2 separate regions of the Mus musculus genome follow, and region 2 is linked to region 1. Evidence: chromatin loops called from intact Hi-C (ENCODE). Cell type or tissue: heart. All regions are shown on one strand. Links, peaks and the distances in the headings refer to the core of each region. The heading gives the core; the rest is flanking DNA. Region 1 has its middle 8.0 kb from the start of Gm39674. Region 2 has its middle 10 kb from the start of Gm39675.

What was found. Peaks named below come from ENCODE experiments on the same cell type or tissue, not always from the same donor. Only the 100,000 strongest peaks of a DNase experiment are listed, where the experiment ranks them.
Region 2: it touches region 1 in a loop (1.9-fold over the local background); 4 of 42 quality-filtered maps call a loop at or near these places.

What each region holds. Positions count from the first base shown.
Region 1 is chr11:31,755,084-31,763,578 of GRCm38, forward strand. No RefSeq gene overlaps it. Among named protein-coding and RNA genes, the nearest start is that of Gm39674, 8.0 kb to the left of the region's middle. In heart, for the core only: a CTCF peak has its summit at 5,026; a DNase peak (open chromatin) is centred at 4,988; H3K27ac peaks cover 1,140 bases.
Region 2 is chr11:31,843,169-31,851,663 of GRCm38, forward strand. No RefSeq gene overlaps it. Among named protein-coding and RNA genes, the nearest start is that of Gm39675, 10 kb to the left of the region's middle. In heart, for the core only: no CTCF peak of the experiment used is centred there; a DNase peak (open chromatin) is centred at 8,043; H3K27ac peaks cover 1,757 bases.

The DNA.
Region 1 (8,495 bases), core at 230-8,229:
CCCAGTACCCCGTTCAAGAGCACGCCTCAGTGATTTCACTTCCTCCCACTAGGCCACCCCTCTTAAGCCTCCACAAACTCCCAGTAATGGCACAGGTTGGCGAGCGAGCAATACAATAAGGAATGGGCCTGTTGGGGACACTGTAGCAGGAGGCTCATCCTAGACTTCACTCGCCTGTTTTGAACAGTTTGGGACGAGTCCGTTTGGGGACGATCTAGTGACAAGTGGCTCTTCTTACAGGCTCCAGCTGATGCTTCTGTGGGATCACCTGGCCATAGCACATGTAAGTCTTGTAAGTCCTTGGTGAGTGGAGACAGCTAATGCTACCAGAGCAGATGAGAGGGATCCCAAGCTGGCAGACTTTATTTACCCACAGTGGTAGCTCCAGTAGATTTGTCAGAACTCTTTGGCACCCTTAAGGGTGTCCCAGCCAAAGTTGATGGACATCTTCTGATAACGGGGGAGGACCTGTGGCAGGAGAGGACAGTGTGGAGGTGCTCAGAGGCACAGCCTGATGTAGGGGCCCCAGGGTGACACATCTCCCTAACAACTGAGAACAAGAAAAGACAAAGACAGAAAGGTCCTTAAACCCCCAATCTTCTGATGCCAACCTCTGCTTTGACATTTAAATGACGTCCCCTCTTCCTGTCCTTAGTACTGGTCCTTAGTAAGGCCACGGCATCACAGCTTCTTTCTCTCCTCAGACGTTTAGATTCCCTGAAGCTGAGTTGGAACCTCAAGTGGTGCGACCCAGGAGTGATTTGTTTCACTTCTGGAAACCTTATTTTCTCTATGAAACAGACAGAACACCTTTCTCTCTAGGCTCTGGGGGTGGGGTTGGGGCTGGGGGTTTACATGTGAGAGTAGGGATGAAGACCTGATTAGCCCTTGGCCCATGGCCAGTACTCAGCATGGCTCCTTCCCATCTCCCATGTCTGTCTCCCGAGCCAGTATGTGTGTGGTCTCTAGACAGCAAGACGCTGAGCTGGTAGCCTCCACAGAGCCCTCCTGCAGGCCTCAACAGGCATGACTGCCCCTTTCTTCCATGTGGTCCCAGCCCACCCACACTTCTTACCAGCCGGCCTGTAATTATATGGCTGCTGGGTCTTAGAAAGAGTGCCCATCAGCACCTGGCCTCTGCTTGCTGATGAGACCCCAGCTCCTATAAGAAACTAAGCAATGGTGGCTCTTCCCACAGTCCTCTTAGGCCTGAATGACACAGACAGATAGTGTGGGGCATTACAGAGGTGGATCCTGCCATGCCAAGGCTTCAGGCTTGGCATGGAGGAAAAAGAAAGGGCTTTGGCACTGCTGTCTTCTCCCATGCTGCCAAGCCACCAGTTAGGGTTCCTTGGCATGGCTGCTGTCATCTCACCATCTCAGCCTGTGAGTGGAGTGGAGAATGCAGGTGTCAACCAACATAGCACAAATCCTGATTCAGCCTCTTGCTGGCCTGTGTGGCCTTTGGCAAGTGACCTCCCTGCTCAAAGTCTCTTTCTGCCTAGCAGTGGAAGTGGGCCATACTCCAGATGCTTATGAAAATTAACTGGGAGCTGGGTGCAAACAGCTGCGTGAGAGGCTCTTCTGTTTTCTTTCTCTTGGTTCTGCCCCTTACTTCCTGAGTCGGCCACACTCGTGTCCCTCTCTACCTGGAATGACAATGTCTTGCGTGATTTGCTTAGCAAAGTCCCATTGATTCTGCAAGACCCATTTAAATGTCACCTCTGCTGGGAAACCTCTACTGGTTCCCCCAAGAAATTAAGTACTTTGTGTTCTGTATTCCAATAGTAGTTTGATCATACAACCACGCACTGTGTGTTACTATGGTAGCCGCTCCCCATCCCATCCTTTCTGCTCCCCATCCTCTCGTCCCCACCCCTTGGCTTGGCTTAGGAAACCAAGGGAGACTCCGCCTCTATTTGTTCTTCCTGGTAACTCATGGAGTAGGTCCTCTGTAACTCTCAGCTGAATCAGTGCCTGCCTGCAAGGAAATAAACAGGTGAGCAGATAAGTGCAGAGAATAAATATTCAAGGAAAAACGCAGAGGTCGAGGAAACTTTGTTCGTTGTCAACATTTTGCTTTCTTTGGGCTGGGCTGGATTGAAGGCTGAGGACTAGAAGGAAGTTCTGAGCTCACAGAGAAGCTTTCTAGGGGACAGGAGCCCCCAGGAGACCCGCTGACTGACTTCAGCCTTATTTTTCTTAACTTTCTCTGCCCTGGCAGAGGAGATTTAATAAAGCCTCAAGCTGTGAAGACTTTGGAGGCCCAACAGAGGTGCATCCTGGCTGGAGACTTGCAGGAAGGAGTCTTTGACCTAGGCTCCCAGGAACTGGTGACCCATGCATGTCCCTCCGTAGAGAGGGATAGGTCATTGATGGTAACCAAAGCAGTTGCAGCCAGGAACATGTCTTTGGAGAGGCCCCAGGGCAAGGACAAAGGCACTGGCTGCTAGGTGAACCTGTTACTACAGATGCTGTGTGCAAATTAAGAACTGGCCACAAACCTGTCTCCAGGAGCAGCCTGTGTTCAGTTCTCCTGGGCTCTGTGAGCTGTGCACCTGCTGAGCACCTGCTTGTCCACTTCTCTGATCAGCCCATCCCTCTGCCTTCTTCAGCCACTGACTGTCTACCTGATCTTTCTGCCTTCTTGGCGCCCTCTCAGCTACACCAGCACACCCATGTCTGCTTCTTTCTTCATTGAGACCCTCATCACCGGAAGGCTGTGAAAGGGTCAGGTCTTGGCACCGAGTGGTACAGAGTAGGTCATACATAGCCTTGAGTGAAGGTATGCTAAGTGAATGAGTAGACGAATGGATGGAAACACAGATGAGTGGGTCAGCTTGAACAAGAATGCTACTCCCAGTCTGACGTTCAACCTACAGTAAGGGGTTCCTTTAAGTTACCTGGAACAACAGCCCCTGGATGACACCCTGGAGGCCCTGGATGGACTCCAGAGGACACAGTTCTTCACAGGGCTGGGCACAGAGTATAAGTCCATAGTGGGCACTATTATAATGTACAGATGCTTGCTTGACTTACCATACAGTTATGTCTTCATAATTCCATGTGATGGTTTGAATATGCTTGGTCCATGGGAAGTGGCACTGTTAGGAGGAGTGACCTTGTTGGAGGAAGTGCGTCACTGGGTAGGTGGGCTTTGAGGGCTCCTAGTGCTCAAGCTCCACCCAGTATGGAAGAGAGAGTCTCCTGGTTGCCTTCAGATCAAGATTGAGAGCTCCCCCAGCACCATGTTTCTCACCATGAAAACTGATTAAACCTCCGAAACTGTGAGCCTGCCCCAATGAAATGTTTTCCTTTATAAGTGTTGCTTTGGTCATGGTGTCTCTTCATAGCAACAAAACACCCTATCATAAGTAGAAAACATAAGTTGGAAACACACTAAATCCACTTAGCCTTCCAATCCCAGCTCAGGAACACAGCCTGCTGACCCGAGGCTGCCTGGGAGCTGTATCCTGCTCAGCTGTCTGCCCAGCTTCTCAAAGGAGAATTGTACCACTTACAGCTGGACTGGGGAAAGATTCAGATTCCAGCTACAAAGCATCTTTCTTCCAAATACACATGGCTTCCATGCTGTCACAGCCTCTGACAGTCTCTAAGCTTCACTGTCCTCAGTTGGAGACACTCTGTAGCCAAATCTCAGCCGTGGCATCCCCTTATTCTGCACGTCCCAGGCTATGTTTCTTACTCTTTCTGAACACTTTTTCTATAAGTACAAAAGAACCATTAAGGTTAGCTACTCTCTGGGATATGGTAAAGACAGAGATGGAGTAAGGTGCTGACACACAGGAGGAACTAAGTATACAAACATCACCACATAAAACGTGACCCCAGCCCCTCTGAGGACTGGCTCACCTGGGCATGAACAAGCTTATATGGAATTCTATGCCACCTCAAGCCCCCCTCCCACACCGCTTGATGTATATCATCCTCAGCTAAGATTCTGGAGTTTGAGACTCCCTCCCATCCCTCTCTTTTCTGCCTACATCACCACCTTTCCTTGACCTCTAGTTATGGCCATGAAATTAGCAGCCATGCTGTGCAGTGAAGAAGAGGGGGTTCCTCGACTCAGGGCTTCCTTCAGACAGCTTTGTCCAGTTCTTACTGGGGAAACAATGAGAGAAAGATCTCTGTGTGCTCTGCAGAGCAGCCGACTGGCAGCTGCAGTCTTCTCTTCTAGCAGGGACTTTTCAGGCTTCCTTTTTTTCTCCTTTGAAAACATGGGAGCAGGCCCAGCCAGGGAAGCAGAGCTGAGCCTTGTTCTCTAAAGCAGTGCACGGAGTATGCTAAGCTCCCAAGCCACATCTCCAGCTCGAGAGACTTTAGGGAGCTGGAACTGTGTTGTATCCCCAGTGCGGTTCTGGTCACACAAATCTACGTTTAAATTTTGGATTCCCTGGAGTCTGATGGAGTCACTCGGGTTTGATGACATCAGGACATTTTAAAGCTCCCTAAATAATCCATCGTGCTGTCAAATGAGTCAAACATTGACATCAATAGAATTTAAGTCTGTGCATCTGGCCCTGTGAACACGCAGGGGTGGTAGGTAATAAAGCTGGGGAAGCGACAATGGCCCCAGGCTGAGCCCAAGTCCTCCAGTGTGCGGAGGTGGAATGAGGAAGAAGGGATTCAGTTGTAGGTGTAGAGGCTGAAAGAGCCTTGCCTCAACTAACACCAGCTCCAGCTGTTGATAAAAAGGTTTTCTCTGGGTCCAGAGCAGATGGAGGATCCAGATGGGTTCCTGAATCATCTCCTGCACGGAGGAAGCAGCGTAGCCCTGCTGGCCCCTTGACCTTTTCTCAGGGGAATCAATTGTGGATTTCCAACCTTCCAACCTGGAAGATAATGAATCTGTGTTGCTAAGACACCGGGCTTGTACTAATTTGTGACAATAGCAGGAGGAAATGAGAACACTCATGCTCTGCCCGAGCAGGCTCCTAGTCACAACTTCCTGTGTGCCTCCCTCCTCCCCTTCAGCCTGTGTGGAAGGCCTCATCCTGTTTGAGCACTAGGTGGCCTTGGGTCCTCCACTTGGTGTCTTTGACACAGTCCTCTCATTTGCTAAAAAACCTATAATACAATAGACGTCACCTGCAGCTCTAAGGGTAAACGGGATGACGTCTGGAAGGTCTCTTAGCAACCATGCCTGGCATGAAATTGGTGCTTGATGCTATTTTTAGGCATGGAACAGAATTCTAAAATTTTTGTTCCTGCTCTGGATGGGGTCCCAGCCTTCCCTGAGGGGACAGTCCCTTTCTGAAGTGCATAGGCTGAAGAGAGCTGACTTTCTCTTTCCCACCAGCCCCAGGGCCTCACAGTCTTGCCTGCCACCCTGACAGCAGAGAGAAACTCAACTAGCGGCTCAAATCCTTTTGTTGCCATTTCTTAGCTGAATGACCTCAAAGGAGTGAGCCCACCTCTCTGAGCCTTCTTGCCTCCTTTGTAGAGAACTCATTGTGCGGCCTGGCCCAGGATGTTGGTGTAAGGGTGAAGTATGCTCAGTGTGACTGGGTATATGGCAGGTGTTCAGTAACCAGATAAACTGTCAGTCTCCCTAAAGGAGGAGGGGCTTCCTCTGCCCAGGTTTGGGTGCTTCCAAGTCCCACACGGTTTGCAACCCCATGATAATAATGATTTCTCAGGCTTACAGATTCACTAGGGCTTCAAATGGGATTATAACAAAGAGGTGTCTTGAAGCCTGAACTCTATGGCCTGGAGTTTAAACTCATCAAATAGATTCCAGAAGAGCCTTTCCCAAGTAGATTGGGTAGGCCCCAAGAGCCCAAGACTTTCTGGAACTTTCAGAAGCATCTCCCACTGAGGCTTCCCGCAGAATCCAATTTTTCACGGTAAGCAAACAAGACTCTCAATGGAGCAAAAGAAGAGCATTTTACTCTCGATGCCAGCTGCTCAGACCCATGCAAGTGAGTTCCCGCTTCCTGCCTGGACCTCCAGCTTGTTAGATTTAAACAAATGAAAATATTAAATGCTCAATTTCAGATAAATAACAAGTAATTTTTAAGGAGTAAGTAAGTCTCAAGTACTGCATAGGACATTTAGCTGCTCCACCTTAACCATGCCTGCCAGAAACTTGTAAAGTCAAATTCAAGGCCCCGCTCGCAGGGGAAGTGAAGTTGCTGAACTCTTTCTCAGGCAAGAATGTGACAACCCAAACTCAGAATGTCTCTATCAGATGTGCCCCAGTTCTGAAAAGCAGCTAGGGACCCTTCATCTTCAGCATAAGAATAACCAGTGTGTGCACGGGTGGGGGTGGGAGGCCAGAAGACGCGTATTTTGGTAGTAATTGTTGCTGCCTCCCAAGCTAGTCAGGGACTCAATTGTCAGAGTTACCCAGAGGCAGATGGCCAGGCTCTAGAGTTATGAGACTCTTAATTCCCCCCACCCCTCATCTCTTTCCACAGTGACATTTGCAATATCTGTGAATGAAGTTGCATAAAATGCATGTGCAGGAAGGTGCCAGTAGCAACTATCCCTGTTTCTTAGTCCGTTTTCTGTTGCTGTAACAAAGTACCCGAGTCTGGTAATTCTAAAAGAACAGGTTTATTTGGCTCACAGTCCAGAAGCTGAGTGGTCTAAGAATTGACCTGGCATCTGGTGAAGGCCTTGTGCTGCCTCCTGAATGGTACATGGCACCTCATGACAGACGGGAAAACACAGTCTGGTTCTTCCCTTTCTTCTAAAGCCATCAGTTCTGTCTTGCTGGCACCACTCTCAGGCCCTCATCTGATACTAATTGTCTGCCAGAGACCTCACCTCCCATGATACTGGCATATAAATTTGGGGTGGTGTGGGGAGGCAGGGTGAGTTTATAGCACTTGAACTTCAGAAAGACACATTGAAACCACCACATTTTAGGCATGGATTTCGTTGTCAATCATTTTAGAATCTGTGTTTTCCCCAGCAGACGGGATTGTTCTCTAGAAAGAGGCAAGATGGGAACTCCTCTACACATATATATAGTTCCCAGGTGGGCACACCTCTGTTTAGTGTTCAGCAGGCCCATTGTTACAGGATATTTACCTATTTACCAAGAAGCCATGTTGGAACTTCAGCCTCTTGCCTCTTGGAGGCAGATTCCAGGGTCCCAGAGTACAACATGCTTTCCTGCTTCTGCTGGCGCTGGGCTTGGGAAGGCGCTCCCACACATTCTCCGCCACACTAGGTGGCCCCTGTGGGGTGACCTACAGGTAAGGTACGGAGGCAGGCAGCCCCTATGAGGAGATGTCTCTGCAGGTCTTTCTGCAGAGGCAGAAACAGCAGCTCAGAGCAAGGACTGGTGTTGAGCCTCTGCTGCATGCCTGCAGTTCACATCTTACTGCTCAGAGCAAGGCTTTCTTCTTGCTGCTTCCAGGAGCCACAGACACAGGAGATTAAAATAGTCTCATATCCACGATCAACCCTGTTCCTCCTCTTTGAACCGCCTGAAGGTTCTTAGCCTCTGTCAAGGTACACTCGAGGTCAAGACGATTCTTTGCTGCTGGGGCTACTGTGTTTGGAAGCTGGGGCTACCATGTTTGGAAGTGTCTTAGCCCCTAGATGCCAGTGATCCTGCCACTGTTTTTTGTTTGTTTGTTTGTTTGTTTGTTTGTTGCCATAGCCACAGAAATGGCCAGCTCTCTCAGGGAAGCTGCATGGCAGAACTGGCCTGGCTAAGAGGCCATGCCATAGAACCGTCACTGCTAGGAGTTGCTCAAGAATCTTTTTAGACTATTTCTAAGCCTTTATTTAAAAACAAATGCAGATGACTTTAGATGTATACAGTTCTTGACCAACTTGCTTTTTTGCATGACAATAAATCTTGGTCCTCATTCTGTATCTGTGCCCTGAATGTCTCCTGGAACAACTTCATGCAATCACTGTCTTCTGTGGCCGATGCTTTGATTGGTGGACTTGACAGTCCCCTGACAACACCTTTGAGTTGATCCTCTCCTAGGGTTTTGCTGTTAGCACCCTGATCTGCCCCCTCAGCACCCTTGCCTGAGCAGGGACTAAATTCTTTTGTGTGTGTTAGTGAGTATTATAGAGGTTATGCACATGTGTAGACATGCATTTGGCATGTGGAGGGAAGGTGGACCGCAGCTGTCTTCCTCAATTGCTTCTCCACTATTTTTTTTTTTGAGACGTGGTCACGCACTGAATCTGGAACTCACCGATTGGCTAGCCAGTGAGCATGGTCTTCCAGCCTCTGCCCCACCCCTGCCATCTGAGCTTGGTTTTGTTGTTTGTTGGTTGGCTTGTTTTTTACAGGGAGGTGGTGGATTTGATCTCAGATTCTCAAGCTTTATCAACTGAGCTCTCTCCCTAGCCCCAGGGCTAAGCTCTCGAAGGGGGAGCATTGGACTAGAGGTATGTGCATTTTTAAAATTCTGAGTGGCTACATTGTTCTCGAAAATGGTTTGTACCCAATTTCTCATGAATGTCTTCGTTAAAAGCATGCCATATTTATGAGCATATAT
Region 2 (8,495 bases), core at 401-8,400, 88 kb after region 1:
CCTTTGAGAGAGCAAAAACAAGCAGGCAGGTTCTACTTGAGATGAGTCTTGCGGTAAAAATGTTCAGGTCTACAACAGGCAGAAAAGATGAAAGCACATGGCCACTGTAGTAAGGGAAAGTTCCTCTGGGAAGGTTCTATTTATGACCCAGAAGCTGTGTGGCGAATAGGAGTCAGCCATAGCAAGGACATCAAGGGTGAAGGTCCAAAGGTTAGAACTAACTCACACTGGGACACGTGTGGAAGCAGGAGCAGCATGACCAGAAGGGCATAGGATGATGGTGGACAGAGGCTGACACAGGGTCCAAGTAAAGAGATAGAACATCAAGTTGAGTTCAGGCCTGGAAGGTTCTGGCATGGGGGTGACAAATCAAAATGTATTTAGACGAGCCTTTGATGCTAGTGTGTCTGTGTCTGCATGCGTATGCATACATGTGCGGATGTGCATGCTTATGTGCACTGAAGTGGCACATAGGAGGCTGCATAGAGATCAGGGAAGCAAGGTGACACTGCTTTAGGCACCAAGGCAAGCAGGAGTGAGCTCTGTGTCCTAAGATAGGGGAAGATGTGGGATCCATTTGGAAACAAAGCCATCTGGACTCAGAAGGCTTGGAGATGAACGGCAAGGGAAGAGAGGACACTCAGAATGGCTGCCACACTAATGATTCCAGTCTTGTGCCTTGAACACAGCAGGTTAGGTATAGGGCTGTCTGCCTGGGCCTGTTGTAGCACAATGTGGGAGCACTGAAGAGCCCTGTTTCAAGACAGGCATGCCCCGCCTCTGCTCACATAGCAGGCAAGACATATCCAAGATAACACTCCTCTCTGCCCAGCGTCTTCCCGGAACACCAGCCAGCCAGGCCCTGCAGCAGCCAGGGTGCTGCGCTCTCTAGATTGGGTTCCTGGAAAAACTGTTCCATTATTGATAAGGAGCCCTCCTGACATCACAGCAAGATGAAGAAGCGTTTCTTTGCTGCCCTGCAGATCTGAGTTCTCTGGCTCAGCAGCAGGCTGGGGAAGGGACAGTTTAACCATGAAACACTGTCATCTGAAAATGCCAGAGAAACATAGCATTGTAATAACTCACATTTGCTGGACACTTGCTCTGCATCAGCCATCTCCTTCCAAAGAACCATGGTCCTAAGAACTCTTAAGACAAAGGGCCAAGTCCTCCCCACCTCACAAGACTAGAAAACTGAGGCAAGGGGAAGCCAGGCAAGTTGCTCCAGGTTACCAAACTTGAAAAGGGAAGGGCCAGGATTAAACTCTACACATATGGCTCCAGTTTGCGGCACCCCACTCTGCTGAATGGTCCCAGCCCATGTGAGAGGTAGGTCAGAAGCAGAAGGTGCTCTCTGCCTTTCCTAACGTAAAAGGAATTAGTTCGAGCTAGGGGGGCTGCTATGTGGTAGAGCATTAACCTAGCACGTGCATGGCCCTGGGTTCCACTCCGACACCACAGAAACATGAGTCAATGAGATGAGATGCCATGGAGAAACACTGAGCGAAGGCCATTGAGCCGCCTGCTTCACTCCTCTGAGTAAGGAATCATGCCTAAACTGGGACAGCTAGGAAGCAGAAGTACTGGGATCTGAACAGAAGTAATATAACCTGAGGGCAGAGACTCCCCAACTCCACTGCACATTCTCATGTGTGCATACTGCACAGAATATTAGTGTCTCAGTGAAGAGCCCCCTCACAAAGCCCAGTCGAATAATCACTCCAGAGTTGGGCTCCTGATGCCCTGCTGCTCCTTAAGTGTCTCATCCTCTGACCTGGAGTCAGTGACTTTCTTCTTGTAACCTCAGAAGAGAGCCTAGATCCATTCCTCTAACATGCCAGTGTGCTGCTTGGAAATACTGGCTTGTTCCTTTTTAGTTTGCTGGATCCCACACTTTTCACCCCCCCCTCCTGCCTACTGACTTTGGCTGGGCACCTGCAGACTAGTGTGAGGCTGGAGAAAGATCAAAAGGAGAAGCAAGCTGATTCTCAAGGCCAGTCTCACCTTTGCTATCTCTGTGGCCTGTTCTTTCACCACTCTCCTCTACCTACCATGTACACCATCTAAACTGTCCCAAAGAGGAAGCAGTCCCAGCTCTGACATACATGATAAGCTGTGTCACTGCTCTGACATGCATGATGTGGTGCATCACAGCTCTGACATTCATGATAAGCTGTGTCACAGCTCATACATGCATGATGCGGTGCATCACAGCTCTGACATTCATGATAAGCTGTGTCACTGCTCTGACATGCATGATGTGGTGAATCACAGCTCTGACATACATGATAAGCTGTGTCACTGCTCTGACATGCATGGTGTGGTGAATCACAGCTCTGACATACATGATAAGCTGTGTCACTGCTCTGACATGCATGGTGTGGTGAATCACAGCTCTGACATACATGATAAGCTGTGTCACAGCTCATACATGCATGATGCGGTGCATCACAGCTCTGACATTCATGATAAGCTGTGTCACTGCTCTGACATGCATGGTGTGGTGCATTACAACTCTGACATACATGATAAGCTGTGTCACTGCTCTGACATACATGATACGCTGCCTCCTACTCCCATATTCTAGGTCAGGAAATGTGAGAGTTTGGGCCTGGAAGGGGACAAAGAAGGACTAGATGCTGAGCTGCCTTTAACTAGCTTCCTGCTTGGAAAGGAAGGTAAGGAGTAACCTGAGACAAGGGCTGCCCCACAGGGCTAGAGAAAGAGCTCTAAGGACTCAAAGGAAGAAGAAACACTTGTCATGCAAAGCCTTAGGTTTTAGAAAGCAGTCTGGAAATAAGACTCTCCCTGCCTGCCTCCCTATCCCAACCCCACACCACCTACCACGGTCAGGAACATGATTTTCTAGACCAGATCCAAATCTTCTTTGAATCCTTAGTAAAATAAAGCAAAAAATGATGAGCCTAGGTCTGGTCCCACCCAAGGACAAGAGCCAGACAGGCAGATATGCCCCGAGAACAACTCCCTTATCACCGCAAAGCCATTGTCTCCAAAACACAACTAACATATATGGGGAATGGGCATATATGGACCCTCATGTATCATGTATCATGTATCATGTATGTCAGAGCTATGCGTGCCTCCTCTTTGGGGCAGTGTAGACGGAGGACACAATAGGTGAGAAGATAGAGGTGAATGCAGGTTGTGTTCAACGGGGAGCCGCTTTCAGTATTTATCCTCTCTTTACAGTTTTAAAGTTGTTTGTCAGTGGTGGGAGGCAGTGCAGGCATGTGGACCACTGCTCCTCTGTGCAGGTCAAAGGACAAAGGACAACTGTTGGTTCTTCCACTAGGGATCCAACTCAGGTCCTCAGACTTCCACACTTCCACACTACTCAGACATCTTACCTGCCCCTGTTCTCTCTGTCTCTGTCTTTCTCTGTGTCTGTGACTATGTCTCTCTGTCTCTGTCTCTGTCTCTGTCTCTGTCTCTGTCTCTCTCTCTCTCTCTCTGTGTGTGTGTGTGCGCGCGTGCGCGCGCGTGATTCTTCTAAGACAGGTGGATGTCACTGGCAAATATTTTGGCAGCTCCATTTCAGATCACCCAAGGGGGATGCACTTGACAATTTCATTTCAACCATTCCTCAGAAGAAACTGCCAGCAATGTATGTGTTCTGAATTAATGGAGAAAGCCAAATGTGACATCACCAGGCTCTTGTCTCTAAAGTAGAACCAAGACCAGCGCCAGCATCCACCTTACTGGATCATCGCAAGCTCATGCCGCATAATGGGTTCTAGTTAGGCAGACACTATGAATGCTCTTGTTGGCAGTGTGCTCAGAGGAGATGAGCAGTTTGGGCATCAAAGACATTTAGACAAAAAAAATAAGTGCTAGTGTTCTCCAGCACAGGGGAGGACTGCACCTCACAACGGTCCATTGTCTGGTTTATGAATAAGTAGTGGAGAGAAGCTCAAAGGCCCCAAACAAAATAATGACAGAAAGGGAAACAGAAACTCCCTGATCAGTTCACATGGTGTGCATGTATTGAGACATCACACCACAGCCCCTAATTATGGACAACTATGTTAACTGAAATTATTTTAACTCGGTTTTAGAAAGTGGAATGACAACTGCCAGCAAGCCAGCACACTCAGTGGTAGGCTCAGAGATGCACAAAGCACGCTGCAGACTCTGGGGGACTCATTCATGCCGTCAGCCCATGCATATGCATGAAGTAACTGTTCAGTGACCAATCCAGAGACGGCTTCAGAACAGAAGAGGATGAAACATTCAATCAGGGAAGCAACCAAAAACCTTATTAAAACCCACGGTCTGCCTCTTTTGTCTTTCCGAGCCTTGGTTCCAGTGTTTATAAAAGTGAGGGTAAGATAAGTAGAGTGGTTATGAATATTAAATTAGAATACTGAGATGAGAATGGCCAGAGACAACGCTTGGAAAGTAGTAAGGGCTTAATAAATGCCACTCAGTGGGAATCTGAGGGCCACAGAAACACACACATAATAAATGCTTATTGGAATTCTATGGTATGTCAGCCTTGTGGCAGGTTCTGGGCATACGGAAACAAATAAAACATGGCATTGTGCGCTGCAGGTGCATCCCATACTTTAACTGGAAATACTTGCCCCTTTCTATCTATGGCTCCCGCAGCCATGGATTCAACCCAAGGTCAAGAATAAATAAAGAACAACAGTACTATGGCCAAACACGTATAGACTCTTCCCCATTTTTTACTTCCTAAATAATACAGTACAGTTACTATGTACGGAGCACTTACATTGCATGAGGTGCTGAGATAATCTAGACATGTACACAGGCACAAATATGTGGTTATATGTAGGTACTGCATTGTTTTATGTAAGGGACTGGAGCATGTGCAGACCTTGGTACGGGGGAGGGCTCTCCCAAATAAACTAAGGAATATCACATGCTTTATTTGTGCATATGAAACGAACACAAACAAATCCATGAAGACGAGCTGATTGTGAGGGACATAAGGGACTAGCAATCCTCTTGGGCTATCTCTTGCGTGGCCCATCAAGAGCATGGCCATTTTCAGACCCAACTCACTTTGAGTGGGTTAAGAGACTCTCATATGATATGTAAGGGACAGAAGGCAATGTCAGGCATGCCTTAGTTCCCTTTCTTCACAATACAAGAATCAGACTATTATCTCTGGGACCCCAAACTTACGCTTTGCCTGGAAATTTTCAGTTTCAAAGTAACAATAGCTTTCCTGGGTACCAATGTTCCTGAGACTTCCCCTCGGGAATTGTACCCAGACCCTTGCAGCCTGTGCGCTCTGTCTTCCTGTGCCTTGGGAGACTGCGACTTCCCCTGTAGGTCCTGGTGAAGAAAACAGGATTGAGAACTCTGATGAAATGAGGATGGCTGGGATATTTACACCCCCATCTTCTCACGTACAAGTCCACAATGTGTGGTGTGGGTCCCTCTGACAAAAGCCCTACTTCCTGCCAGGTGGCTGCCTCCAGGGTGCTCTCTATCCCTGGACCCAAAGGCCCAGGGGAGATGACCAGCCCCAGGGAATTGTACCCTGTCTCATGGGTCTCCCCTCACCTTTGGTCCACGTGAACTCTGTCCCCACGTGTGTGACAGGCGCACAGTTCCCATGGTCCATGTAAACTCTATCCCCACATACTTCTGAAGTTCTTGGTCTGAGAACAGACCTCTTCTTTATTAAACTCTCCTCACATTTTGTTTAATTTGAATGGTGCCATCTGTTTCCTCCAGGCCACTGACGGACACCTCTAGGTATCTGGCCTAGAGGCTGCTATGCCTTGTGCATATATTTTTGCTGGACTGGTGGAAAATAAGCCTGGAAATTTGGCCATTCAAATCTTCACACATCCTGTGTGCTGGTCAGCTGGGGCTGACAATTGGAGTTGTTTTTCTTCCCACCTCTTAGGAAAAGCTCTCAGGTCTGTTCTCAGACCAAGAACTTCAGAGGTATGTGGGGATAGAGTTCACATGGACCATGACCTGTCACTCATGGTGTTTCACAGGACTCCATAGCATCATACCCGCTAAGCTCCCAGGGGAACAGCCAGCACTCACTAAGGAGTTTGGATCCTTTCTTCTTCCATAGTTGCCTGGTTTCATTTCCCAAGGACTCCATGGATGCTGCTCTAAATAGCTGTTAGGCTCTGTAGCCTCTTTTTTTGTTTATACTTCAGCAATGTGTAGAAATGTCATTCTTATTTTTTAAAAATCTCCTACTCGTGCCAAGCACCTCAAACCATAGAGAAGACAGTGGTCATTGGCATGGTAAGGAGTCTAATTATCCACTTACTAACTTTTGGGTTGAGCCAGTTTCTTAACCTACCTATTAATGCCTCTATTTCCTTGTGTGTAAAATTGCATATATTACCTATCCTTAGATTTGCTAAGAAGAATCAATGGGTAAGATTTGAGAGGCGCCGATGCATATGGGTGAGTATACCCATTGTTCCAGTTCATCCCTATGACAGTCCTGGAAACATAGGAGACTGCCACAACTTTGCAACTTTCTGATGAAGCTTGGTTCCTACAGGCTGTTACTGAGGAGATGTTATGTGACCAAACTCAAGCATCAGAGTGTAAACTATATATTAGCAATGGCTGCTGGGTATTAGGTCATTACCATGTACCAGGAACCACGATAAGCACTTCATATGCAGTGTCCTGATTTCAGGTCAAAATGATTCCACAGAGAACCTGAGAACCCAAGGGTTAAGTTTCGTGCATAGGACCATGCAGAGAAAGGGCCTCCAGTGGAACTGCAGCCTAGTCTCTTGACCCAGGCTACCATGCTTTTAACTACCAGGAAAAGACAGAACCCACCAGGCCCCTCCACTTCAGGGATCCTCGGAAGTTGTCTCTGTAGTATAAACTACCATAAACCAGGTTGGCTTTCTGCTGTGACAGTGAGAAGCACAGCTTAGTGCTGAGGCTGGCAAGTGCAGCATCTGATGTAATCTGCTCTAGTATGGAATGTGCAATGGCTCACATTAAAACGAAAGATGGAGAAATAGCAGGAGCACAGGGATGTCTAGAGCTTTACCAGCTGAAAAGTGACAGTTGACACCAGCAAAGCTGATCACAACAGCCACCAAATGGAGACATGAGAGAGCCCTAACTATCCAGGCCATGGTGTCCCCAGCCTGCAGAGCAAGGAAGATGGGTGCTCTGACAAGGGCCATTCAGGCTCCCATGGCTAGACCCAGCTGTACAAGCAGCATCCCTGCCTTAGAGGAGCCCACCCAGAGAACAGCAGTTGTAGTACAGTCACCCTTTCAGTGTTCTGTTACTCCTGGCTCTGTCTGAGCTTGTAGCATGAAGCAGAACAGGGAGAGTCCGCATTTCCCCTTTAAGAAGGTTCAGTCACTATCCTAGCTTTCTTCCTGCTGCTGTGACAAGCCAGAGCAACTCAGCAGGAGGAAGGATTTATGTGGCTTCCACATCTAGGTCACAGTCTGTCACTGAAGGCAGACAGGGCAGGGACATGAGGCAAAAATGATAGAAGAATATTGCTTGCTGCCTCATTCACCAGCTCAGGCTTAGCTAGACTTCTAAGACATCGCAGAATCACTTGCCCAGGAAATGGCATCTTCCACAGTGACCTGGGTCAGTCTACAGCCATTACCTATTAAGACAATTTTTCACAGACAAACCCAAAGACCAACACGATCAAGAAAACTGCTTGTCTGAAAGTCCTTTCTAAGGCGATTCTAGGCTGTCAAGTTGGCATTTAGTGCTAACCAGGACACTCCGGTGGAGAAGGCGAAAAGTATTTGGAAAAGATGTGGTTTAGTCAGTTACAACACGAATATGGAGCAACTGTGGGTCAAACGTAATATGAAAGAGACCAAGATGAGGATAAAAATATAGGGCACCCGGGACAGAACACCGATGGGACCTTGAAAAAAGCAGTACCATGATAGCGGGGCTGGACTTTTGTTAAAACTAGCTCAACTGTGTATTGAAGCCTTCTGGTCCAAGGGACTTCCAAGACAGGCAGGGCAGTCTGGATTCCTCATCTGGCTCCTCCCCCGGAACTGGCTTTTAGCCAGGGCCACATGACTCTTCCCCTGGGAATGACAATTGGATTAGCAATAGAGATCAGCTGACCATTCATAATCTCACTGGAAGTGATACCTCCAACAGAACTGGGACTTCTCTTCTTCCTCTTTGTTCCCCTTTAAAATCTACACTACTATAGCCCAAGTGCCCCAAGTAAAGCTTAACACTCGCAGGTGCTCTTTCTGCATGTTTCAGGCCAAAGCGCTCTCTAAAGAGAGAGCTGAGGTTCCTTTAACCCAGGAGTCCATGGGTGCCCGTGCTGTGTAAAACAGATGGAAACCGTCTGAGGGACAAGGAGGAGAAGAAGGAGAAGGATGGAGGTCACGACAGGCTTCTAAAACACCTTTCAATACTCTTTTCTCCTTAAGCTAGCGTTCAGGTGTCTCGATATTTAAAACCACATAGCAATGCCCCACTGAAATGCCTTTCTCAAAGGA